Linked DNA regions of Mus musculus: region 2 is linked to region 1. Evidence: chromatin loops called from intact Hi-C (ENCODE). Cell type or tissue: left cerebral cortex. All regions are shown on one strand. Links, peaks and the distances in the headings refer to the core of each region. The heading gives the core; the rest is flanking DNA. Region 1 has its middle 11 kb from the start of Gm42123. Region 2 overlaps Prkg2 (protein kinase, cGMP-dependent, type II).

What was found. A loop is a pair of places that touch in the nucleus more often than their neighbours do. Peaks named below come from ENCODE experiments on the same cell type or tissue, not always from the same donor. Only the 100,000 strongest peaks of a DNase experiment are listed, where the experiment ranks them.
Region 2: a loop joins it to region 1, with 2.3 times the contacts of the local background. A loop is called at or near these places in 5 of 42 quality-filtered maps.

What each region holds. Positions count from the first base shown.
Region 1 is chr5:98,899,171-98,904,555 of GRCm38, forward strand. No RefSeq gene overlaps it. Among named protein-coding and RNA genes, the nearest start is that of Gm42123, 11 kb to the left of the region's middle. In left cerebral cortex, for the core only: a CTCF peak has its summit at 3,337 (motif pointing right); a DNase peak (open chromatin) is centred at 3,349.
Region 2 is chr5:99,023,501-99,028,885 of GRCm38, forward strand. It overlaps Prkg2 (protein kinase, cGMP-dependent, type II), which reads right to left. Exons shown (of 19, transcript NM_008926.4): 2 at 894-1,367. The coding sequence starts at 1,354. Among named protein-coding and RNA genes, the nearest start is that of Prkg2, 11 kb to the right of the region's middle. In left cerebral cortex, for the core only: a CTCF peak has its summit at 3,049 (motif pointing left); no DNase peak of the experiment used is centred there.

The DNA.
Region 1 (5,385 bases), core at 225-5,224:
TACCATAATACTAATGATAACACTAAGATTCCAGAGCAATTCTACCTGGCTCCACTACAGTAACAGACAGAGTAACTTTGGCCACAATATTAAGGACAGAGAATCCTATCTCGGAGAAGTTGAGAGCTTAGCATGATGATTGGACAGACAGGATGGAATCAGAGAGACTTCAAGTATAGAGAGATAAGGCCGATGGATTCCTCTGCCATTTCTACCCTCTCCTTGTGTAGGGACAGCAATCCCTAGCCATTTTCTTAGCTCTTACACTTGAACCTGAGTAGCACCTATGCTATGGAACCAGCATGTACAAGTATAGAATGTAGTGTTCTTACCATGGAGATGTGTTGGTATGCCCCTCTGAGTGAGGCTTCCTGTCCTTCCATGTTTCTTTCTAAACTCCTAAGGTATGGAACCTCACTGCAGGGCCTAGAGGGTCAGAAGAGAGCATTTTTCCCTAGTGAACTGGATCTTTTGTGTTTTGAAGGGATTGAACCCCTTTGCTGTTCCCATTATTGACCTCAGCACTACGATAAACCGAAGCAAGAAATTACATGTGTGGGTTAGGAAGCCTCACGGAAAATGTAGTTAAGAGACGTTGATGGGGGTTTTGGTAAATCTCTTAAGCTGTCTCTCTCTCCATATAAAAATCGCTTAATTGGTCTATATGCTAATAAAAGCAATTTGTCATAACTGTGGGGGCAGGGTATACAACAGAGCAAGGTAAAACTGTAAGGAAAGCTCCTATAATCTCAATGCTGCTGGAAAGGCTTCCACGCTGATTCAAATGAGTGCACAGTTTACTCTGTGGACAGAGTTGTTGTCATCCTGTGTCGCAGTGTTCTTCTGTAAGTTGTTTTCACTTTAAAATTAATACTCTTTATGATAATGTTATGGATATAACATCCAACCATATGGATTTTCTTTCATGTGATGCTCTGTGTTTGTCTCCAATTATTTAGCCACCACAACACGGCAACATACTTAGGGCTGGATGTTGTTAGCTCTTTTGTCTGCTATTACACCGAATGTTACCAGGAGATTATTATACAAACACTTCTTTTAAAAAAAAAGGAATTATTTATTTATTTTAAGTATGTGAGTACACTGTAGCTGTCTTCAGACACACCAGAAGAAGGCATTGGGTCCCATTACAGATGGTTGTGAGCCACCACGTGGTTGCTGGGAATTGAACTCAGGACCTCTGGAAGAGCAGTCAGTGCTCTTAATCACTGAGCCACCTCTCCACCCCTTCAAATAGTCCTATATGATCACTCACTCCATTGATAATAGGTATAGAAGAGAGCAAAGATTTCCAACCTAAAGGGCCAGTAAACATCTTTAACAGAATTATAGAAGAAAACTTCCCTAACCTAAAGAAAGAGATGCCCATGAACATACAAGAAGCCTACAGAACTCCAAATAGAATAGACCAGAAAAGAAATTTCCCCCATTACATAATAATCAAAGCACCAAATGTACAAAACAAAGAAAGAATATTAAAAGCAGCAAGGGAAAACTGTCAAGTAACATATGAAGGCAGACCTATCAGACTCAGACCAGATTTAAAACACAAGTAAAAAGTTACTTGTATTTCTTTGAGAATTTAATACAGGAAGATATTGTATTTACATCATTTGCACCCCTCCCTTTTGCTCCCCACCCCCTTTTTCATTCCTTCCCCAACTCCTCAAACTCGTGACCTCCACTTCTCCAATTATCATTGTTACATATACATATGTGTTTTACACAACCTATTGAGTCTGATTACTGCTGCCTGTACGCACATGTGTTTAGGGCTGAGCTCTTTCCTTGGATAACCTATCAGGAGAATCAACCCTGAAGAAACTGATCTGCCTCCTTCAGCAACCATTGCCGGCCTGCAGCTCTTCATCTAGAGGAAAATTTTCCCCATTCTCATTAGCCTGCCACCTGGCGTGGTCACTGGGCAGCCAACCAAATTTCTGTGATTTCATGAGTGCCAAGTGCCTGCCATTTCCAAAAGATGCTCTCTTGTATCAGGTAGCAGCTTGTTCCTTTTCATGAAATTCCAAAAAATTCAAGTCTTTCCCATTCTGACTCCACATCATTCGGCTTCTTCTAAGCACACCCTCCACCTACACATTCGGTGTGATTACTAGTAAATGTTGATCCTTTTAAGCTTTACTGCTTTAACTAGACTTTCTAGGTTGTCATTATCAACAGCACTTAGTTTAGTTAGCTAAATAGTTAAATAGTAACTAAAATTAGTTTACCTAATTGAAAGATTTAATTTATGTAATTTCTAGTAAACTGAAAAGCATTTGCTGCACATTATTATCTCTAGTTCTTTGTTGTTGTTGTTGTTGTTGTTGTTGTTGTTGTTGTTGTTGTTGTTGTTGTTTTATTTTTTGAGACAGGGTTTCTCTGTGTAGCCCTGGCTGTCCTGGAACTCACGCTGTAGTCCAGGCTGGCCTCGAACTCAGAAATTCGCCTGCCTCTGCCTCCCAAGTGCTGGGATTAAAGGTGTGCACCACCACGCCAAGCCTTCTAGTTCTTTTATTGTTAGTAAGAAGTTGGTATTTTTTGTTCTCATATGTAAGAATATTTATTAAAACTATTTTTTCCCAAGTGGCCAGCTATTTTTTTATAGGCACAGGGGTTTCTTTTATTGACTTTATATGTATAACTATATGTGTGCATATGTTTGTGGAAAAGTTAGAGACACAGGCATGGATATGGATAGATAGGTCACTGCTACCGGTCAGTGTGAAGGGTGTCTCGTCATTCTACCAAGCAGAAGTCAATACTTCATCCCCAGTGCAGTAGGTGTAACTCTTGTGCCCATCTGGCTATGAAATGTAACACTTTCTTTCATGTGTTTTAGATAGTTACACTAAAATGTTATCTCTTCCCTTGAACTGTAAGCCTGTGGTGTCCCACAATGCACCTAGCATAGCACTTGGCAGTAAATACGTGATGGAGAGGAAGAAAATTTTGTGCTTTGCCATTTTAGTTCAAACAGCAGGAACTGGTCCCACACAACCATCATCGCATGGACCTGCTGTTGGTCAAACAGTAGACATTTCTCCCAACGTCCACCGGTACTCACTTCATCATTCTTCCTGGATTCAAACAATAAAGTCCCCCCCTCACAACAACTGTTTCTATGGGGCAGGCTTAAGGCAGCAAAAGCAGTCACAAAAGAGAGGTGTCAGAGTTCCTCCCGTGGAAGCTTGAGATTCTATTACTTAGTTCATCTCTCAGAACCTCCAACAACAGCCGATGCCTCTTAACCACCACTGTCCATTTACTTTGGTTTGAAGTCTCTGTATCCAAGTAGCCAGACCTTAGCTTTTTCTTGTACCACTAGAGGGAGTCCAGTTATAAGATGGAGACACAAACACAGCTTATCATAGCCAAGCATTTGCATGAAGCTGTGATGCTCTGGTACAGCCGAATGTAGCACTTCTGTGTGGAAGACATATTGGTCTTAAGAGGTTTAGTCCTGGGGCTACAAGGTTGAGTTTGGCCGCCATGAGATATTTATTTGTTGGTGAAGGTCTTCAGTGAAGTTTTGTAGTGTTACTCAGATGCTGACAAAGTATGTTCGTTCCTCTTTGCCTTTCTTTTGTGTTGATTGTTCTCAGAATAAGAAAAATATTCATGCAACGCTACCAAATACAATCACAAGTGAAAACAGACAGACAGAAGGTCAGGGAGAACGTGGGCCAGCACTTCCAATCCTGGGAAGGTGTTATACAGTGTTGCAGATCACTGTGAAAGACAGACACAATGTAAGTTCATATCTACTGAAGAGACTTGTTAGTGTTACTGAACTAACAAGCTTGAATCCTTTAGACCGGTGGTTCTCAATCTGTGGGTCGCTATGACCATCAGAAAACACAAATATTTACATTACAATTTATAACAGCAAAATTACTGTTATGAAGCTGCAACAAAAATAATTTTATGGTTGTGGATCATCACAACCTGAGGAACCATATTAGAAGGGTCCTAGTATTAGGATGGTTGAGAGCCATGGTTCAGAGTAACACCCCACTACCATAAATGCAGTTCCAAATATTCCCCTCCCCCCACTCCCTGTTCTGTGCTGCCCCCCACCCTCCGTTCTGTGCTGCCCTCCTACCTCGTTGTAGTGTGTGCAGCGTTCGGGATCTTTCAGTTTGGTTACTTTAAGTTTTTCCCTATATGTTCTTTTAAGGGTTTACATGACTTCAGATTTTGCTTAAATCTTTAATTCACTTTGAGTTTATTTTTGTGTTTGTGGTAAAATACAAATAGATTTTTGGATGCAGATGCCTAGTATTTTGAATGCAATTTGCTGAAGAAACTATCCTCCCAGATCAACCATTATCAGCACCCTTATTAAATATTGATGATGGATGAGTGTGTGTTGTTCTAAGGCTCCCTATTTGGTTCCATCCATCCATGTGTCTGCTTGCACACGTGGTAAGCCATGTGACTGCAGTTTACCTTCTGCAAGGTTCTGAAAGTCAAAAGTCTGTTTTATTTTTCCTTCTTTCTTAAGATTTTCTTGCTCAAGTCTTTTGTAGTTCCATGTGAGTTAAAGAATTTTCTTTTCTATTTCTGCGGAAACTGCCTTTGGGATTTCAATGGGGACTGCACAGAAACCATCAACAGCTTCTATCACTATGGGCAGCTCAGACAGTTTATGATCACAGGCTATCTTTCCACGTAGTTATATTGTCTTCGGTATCAGGTTCTGTATTTTTTTCATGTTCATTTCTTCAACCTCTTTGGTTAAATTTAAATAATTACTGTATTAATGCTATTTTTAAATCAGATAGTTTGCCTAATTCCCTCTTAAACTACTTTCCTTAATGCATATGAAACAAGAATTTTATTTTCATTTCATTTGTTTTTACATTGAAAACATATATTTTTCACACGATATGTTCTGAATACAGCTCCCCCCATCTCACTCCAGATCCTTTGCACCTTCAACCCACATAAAGTCACAGCTTTTTTTTTTTGCTCACTCTCATTAGAAAGCACTCATATAGATAATAATAAATAACAATATATTAATAATAAATAAGATACTATAGAAACATTGCTTTTCATTGGATGCACATTCATACTCTATCACTCCTACCTATCCATGAGTATGATCTTTACATCTTGTGATACCTCCTTCAATTCCTTTCTTACAGGCATGAAGCTTTTATCGTAGAAGTCTCACTTATTTGATTCTAATTAACTCAAGATACTTTTTTTTTGAGGCTATTGTAAAAAGTGTTTTTCTTTCCCCCCTGGTTTCTTTCTCAGTTCATTTGTCATTTGCATTCAGGCAGGCTATTGCTTTTTCGTGTGTTGATTTAGCTGAATGTGTTTACCAGTGGTAGAACTTCCTTGGTGGAGTTT
Region 2 (5,385 bases), core at 269-5,268, 120 kb after region 1:
ACATTGATCCTATAAATATGCACGCTTACTACATGTTGATTTAAGACATTGAAAGGGAAAGCGGTCTGGTTTTAGAAATCAATTCTAGGTTTTAATGTATTCCCTTTGCTCTTTTTACCTAATTTCTGCCAGTTTTGTCCTTTGTGTCTCAGCTAAAGGTCACCTCATCCATCAGCTGGACCTCCATGACAACCCCACTTCTCTCAAAAATCCTCAACACCTCTGACAGCACTTCTGTTCACTGTGTCATTTATCCCAATTAATAATTATACAGTCCTCCCCTCTCTCTCTCTCTCTCTCTCTCTCTCTCTCTCTCTCTCTCTCTCTCTGTGTGTGTGTGTGTGTGTGTGTGTGTGTGTGTGCGCGCGCGCTCTCTCTCTCCACAAGATGGAGAGATCTTTCTGTCTATGGTAAGCAGCTAGCGTGGTGGCTGGCAGGAAGAGCATTCAACAGGAACCATGCAGTGAATGGCTGAAATCATTCTCCCTGGAGCGCCCGTCATGGTCCTTCTCAAAACTCTCACAGACCAGCGGCTAGGAAGCCAGCTTTGCTGGGCCTGTTCCACCCCACTATGCTCTGTGTGTATTGTTAAATCTGCTTCATTAGAACAGACATGCGCACTTCCTAAGTGATCTTCTGTCCTCTGGGAGTGTCAAGGGAACAGAGATGGTGTCCTCCAAATCCTGCCCCTCAGTCGCACCTGTCTCAGCATCCAGTGGCAATTCCAGATCTGAAAAGCTGTAGAATACGAGATACACCTTCTCCACAAAGCTCTCCATCCCCACAACTGAGCATTCCATGCCCCCGGGCTGTCTAGGAAGCCTCGTGGACACCTCGCTGGTCTTCCCTACTGTGAAGGCCACTTGCATGAACAGGGCACAGAAACTTCTTACCTGGAATCCTTCCTGACTCTCGCTTTCTCAAAGGAAAACTCGGGGGGTTTGTTGAGGTCATAGGTTCGGGTGGTTGGCTCTGCAGACACTCCAGCCTTCGCCCCCCTCCTGCTGTGGAGCGAGACCAAGCCTGAGGTCTTGCGGTGAACATCCAGAGGCACTTTGTCGGGAGAGGCCTGCAGTGGGCTTCCTCCCTGCACGTGGATCACATCCTGCAGCTTGTTCAGCTGGATGCACTTGCTCTGCAGTTCTTCTGTGAGCTCTGCGATGGCCACGGTCTGCTTGGCCAGCTGCTCCCGAAGCTCCTTCAGGTGGTACTCCCGTTCCTGAAGTTCCGCGTCCTTCCTCCTCAGCTCCCGCTCCAGCTCCAACACCTTGCTCCGCAGGGCTTCATTGCTGAGGTTCCCTGAATGGCCATCTGGGTGCTTAGCATGCTTGGGCTTCACTGAACCATTTCCCATGTTGCTCAGGGACCTAAGGGAGGGCACAGACGTGGCAGTGAGCATGTGGAGTTCCACTTTCTAACGGCCCTCCCCTTCCCAGTCTGCTTCATAAACAGACACACGGCAGTCATCATCCTTTGATGAGCAATAAAACCCTCCGTTCCTACAGAGGAAACTAATGACAGAGTTCCTTTATCCCTCTATAGAGAGCGGTTAGCATTTGGGTTCATTCTTCCCAGTCCTTCCAGCAGAACAGGAGTCACACCTGAGCATTTTCTAAAACTAGCCCTAGTCACCTATTGTTCTCTTCCAGCGGTTCTCTCTGGATAGTTGTCAAAAACATCCTAACAGGGCTGTGATTTGGATGTCACCAGGGCAGAGATTAAATGCAAAGGAGCATTCACATTGACAGAGGCTTGAAAACTATCACAACTACCACCACATCCACTGGGCTTACAGTAAAAAAAAAAAAAAAAAAAAGAAAAAGAAAAAAACTCCTCTTGATTTAGAAATAACACATCTGCATTCCGCACAGGGTAGAGACAGAGCTTGTGTTGCTCTATTAGCAATGTGTTCTTGCCCGGTACACTAGTAAGTGTTGTCTTTCTGCCAATGCTGGTGTTAAGAACTTTAAGCCGTGATCTCTGAGAAGAAAACATCAGTATGAAGTTTCTTCTACATCCTTCACGTTGGGTCCCCAGACTAAGTTGTGCAAAAAGTGCGGGTCCATGGTGTGATGCTCGATTCTTTCATTAAGAATATCTCAGGGCTCAAAAGATTGCACAGTGGGTAAAGCGCTTGCCGAGCAAGTGTGAGGAACTAAGTTAGTACCCACATGAATTCTGGGTATGAACACATGAACATGCATACACACGTATGAACACATGAACATGCATACACACTTATGAACACATGAACATGCATACACACTTATGAACACATGAACATGCATACACACTTATGAACACATGAACATGCATACACACTTATAAACAACACATACTTTGCAAAAGAGATGGGGATATCTCCTCACATGAGGGCTGGGGAGATAAGTTTAGAAAGTGCTGAACATGCAGGCATGAAGACCCGAGTTCTATGCACAGTCATAGAACTTCTAATCCCCATGCTGGCATGGTAGAGACAGTAAGATTCCTGGGGTTGGGTGGCCAGGAAGTGTAGCCTAATTTGCCAATCCTGGATCTCAGTGAGAGACTCTGTCTCAAAAAAAACCCAAGGTGGATGGCTGCTGAGAAGTGACCCCTGTGTCTCAAAGCTTCCAAGTGTATTATAAACAGTGACATGTATATGCACATGTATACAAACACACACACACACACACACACACACACAGAGCCTCTTGGAAACCCCAAAGTTATCACTAACCAGGGTACAAGAAGAAAATCAGGGGTTATAAAAGATATTTTAGTCGATTTGCCATGTATTTTTTTTTTTTAGTTCCAAAGCTTTGTATTTATTTAACATTTACTATAAATTCAAAAGGTTGGTACCAAAACGTTTTCTTTCATTGATATTAGTATTTCAATAGAAATCAAGTAGCATGTTTAGGTTTACTAAGCCAATTTCACATAAATAATAGTAAATTTTTAAAAAGCAAATCAGGGCTGGAGATATATGGCTTAGCAGTTAAGAGTACCAACTGCTGACAACCACCTGTAAATCCAGCTTCCAGAGATCCAGCGCCCCCTTCTGGCTTCTATAAGCACTGCACTCACAGGAGCCTACACATAATTAAAGATTGAAAAACAAAATCATTTTTAAATGTAAATCATCTGCAGGTCATAAACTTATTTGAGCAAAATCCCGTAACAGCAGAATTTGCATAGCTGAAGTACAGCAGATGCTGCCCTGACTAACTGGTCTTAGTACACCAAGCATTGCAGTATTGGATGGCTTAGTCTGGGGAACTGTATATCAACTGTGAAAAACATCTGGATTAACTCTGATTTTATGAAATCAGAAATGGAGGATCAAAACTGAAGTCTACAAACATGCACTTCCCAGCTCCCCCCTTCAGATGTCTAGCTCAGGGAGAAACAAAGATCTTGACTTGATTTCTCGAGTTCTACCAGATTAATCGTGGCTTCTATGGAGGCTGACTAGATGCGGAAAATTAACAGTCTCCAAATTTTAGACAGGCACAACTAGCCAATGGAAGCTGCACAAGATCAAGACAGAAACAGGAAGTGATTCGTCTTTCAGCACTGGATTCTCGCTGGGAACATCCATTAATAAACTAGGAGTATGCAGAGTTGCTTCCACAGCAGCAGACATGGAGAGGATCTAACCTTTAAGCTTCTGTTCACTGGGCATCATTTGTTATTCTTACCCATTAGCATCGCATTGAAAGATGGAGGAGAGAAGAATTTAAAGAAGGGAGCCCGAAAAGGCTCGTATCCAGAATAAGCAACTCATCAGACGTTAGTTTGAGGCATGAAAGAATCAACTTGAGTGATATCCTGAAAGGTATTCCCAGAGCTCTCTGAAATTACCATATGTGCGAGCCTTGGTCATGCAGCCCTAAGCTCTTTTCTAGACAGATTTTTTTTTGGTTTGTGGACAAGCATTTTCAGCCAAGGAAGTGGTAAGGAGGCAACAGCATTTTCTTATAGAGAGCACGGCAAGCATAAACAGATTTAAATTTAATATTGAACTAATGACTCATTCTGTATTCATGAAACAACTGTTTACTGAGCCTGGAGTACCATATACTCTGTGGAGTATATCCATATCCTCTCATGGATATTAACGCTTGGATTTAACAATAAAAAGTTATAGCACCCTAAATATGAAAAGGTCAAGAGTCATTGCTATATATGGACAGAGCAAAATCTGTGCCAATCCAGTCACCTTACAAACCTAAAGCACGATTAAGTGTAGAGCACGAAACCCTCACAATCTCCTCTGTTTCCCTGAGGTCACCTTGGAAGCTGTATAAACCTTGTGGGGTCTTTAGAATCCCTGGAGCAGGAAGAGATAAGAGCAGCTAACTTGCCTTTCACTGACTTAAACAAGTTCCTGGGTCTTTCAAGACTGGCATGAGCTCTCCTGTCACCTGTTTAAGTTTTGCTACCCCACAAAGCAAGGTTTCAAGCCTCTGGCCACATAAAGCCTGATTAGATTCACACTGTATGCTGCTTAGCTGTCACTAGGGTAAGCGATTTCTCAAATATGAATTGGTAGCTAGAGGAGAAATGAGCTGCAGAACGGTGCTCCATCCGTCTAGCAGCTACAGGTTATTAAAATCATTTTTACATTAGAGGACAGTGGATGATGTAATAAGAAATGTCATTAAGATTAAAAGCCCAGTTTAACTTGAGCAACAGATTCAAGATACACAAGGGAAGGAAGCAACCCACCCTCTCCCAACCTCCTGTAAGTTACATGGCATCTCCACTTTCACTTGTGTATCTATAAAATGGGTATATTTATCTCCATCTCATTAGGGTCATGATGAAGATTGCTAAGCATTCCATTGTGATGCAAAACATGTGGGAGACACGAGGTACATAAAGGGCTCTTTTAGCAGGATGGGGCTAGAGATGGATTTATTGTCTCTATAGAAGGAAAACGCAGAACTGAATTTCTGTACCAGGCAGAAGTCTAAGGAAGTCGATACCTTCCAGACAAGAGGTCCTTAAAGATGCAAATATTCCCTTGTGGGAGTGAGACCTTACTCTTCCTAGACATTATGTCCCATTGAGAAAAGAATACATTGTGGAATAAAACAAACAAACAAAAAGCAGGAAAGAAGCCCTAGCAAAAGGCGGGAGCTGAGAAAAGTTTGAATGGCAACCAAGACTCTATCAATAATTTCTACATCCCCTCAAGCTCATCAACTCCTTAGTATAGTCTCTACTCGTTCCCGTACACTGAAGAGAAATCTTTAAATCAAAATGGCTCCCTGAGTTATCTCTGAAGGCACAACAACAGAACTCACTGGAGGGGGACTACTCTTCACAGTCAGGGAGAGGAGAGAGAGGAGAGGAAGCCGTGGCATTTAGCAGGAGGAGAGGGTGATACCACAGTGT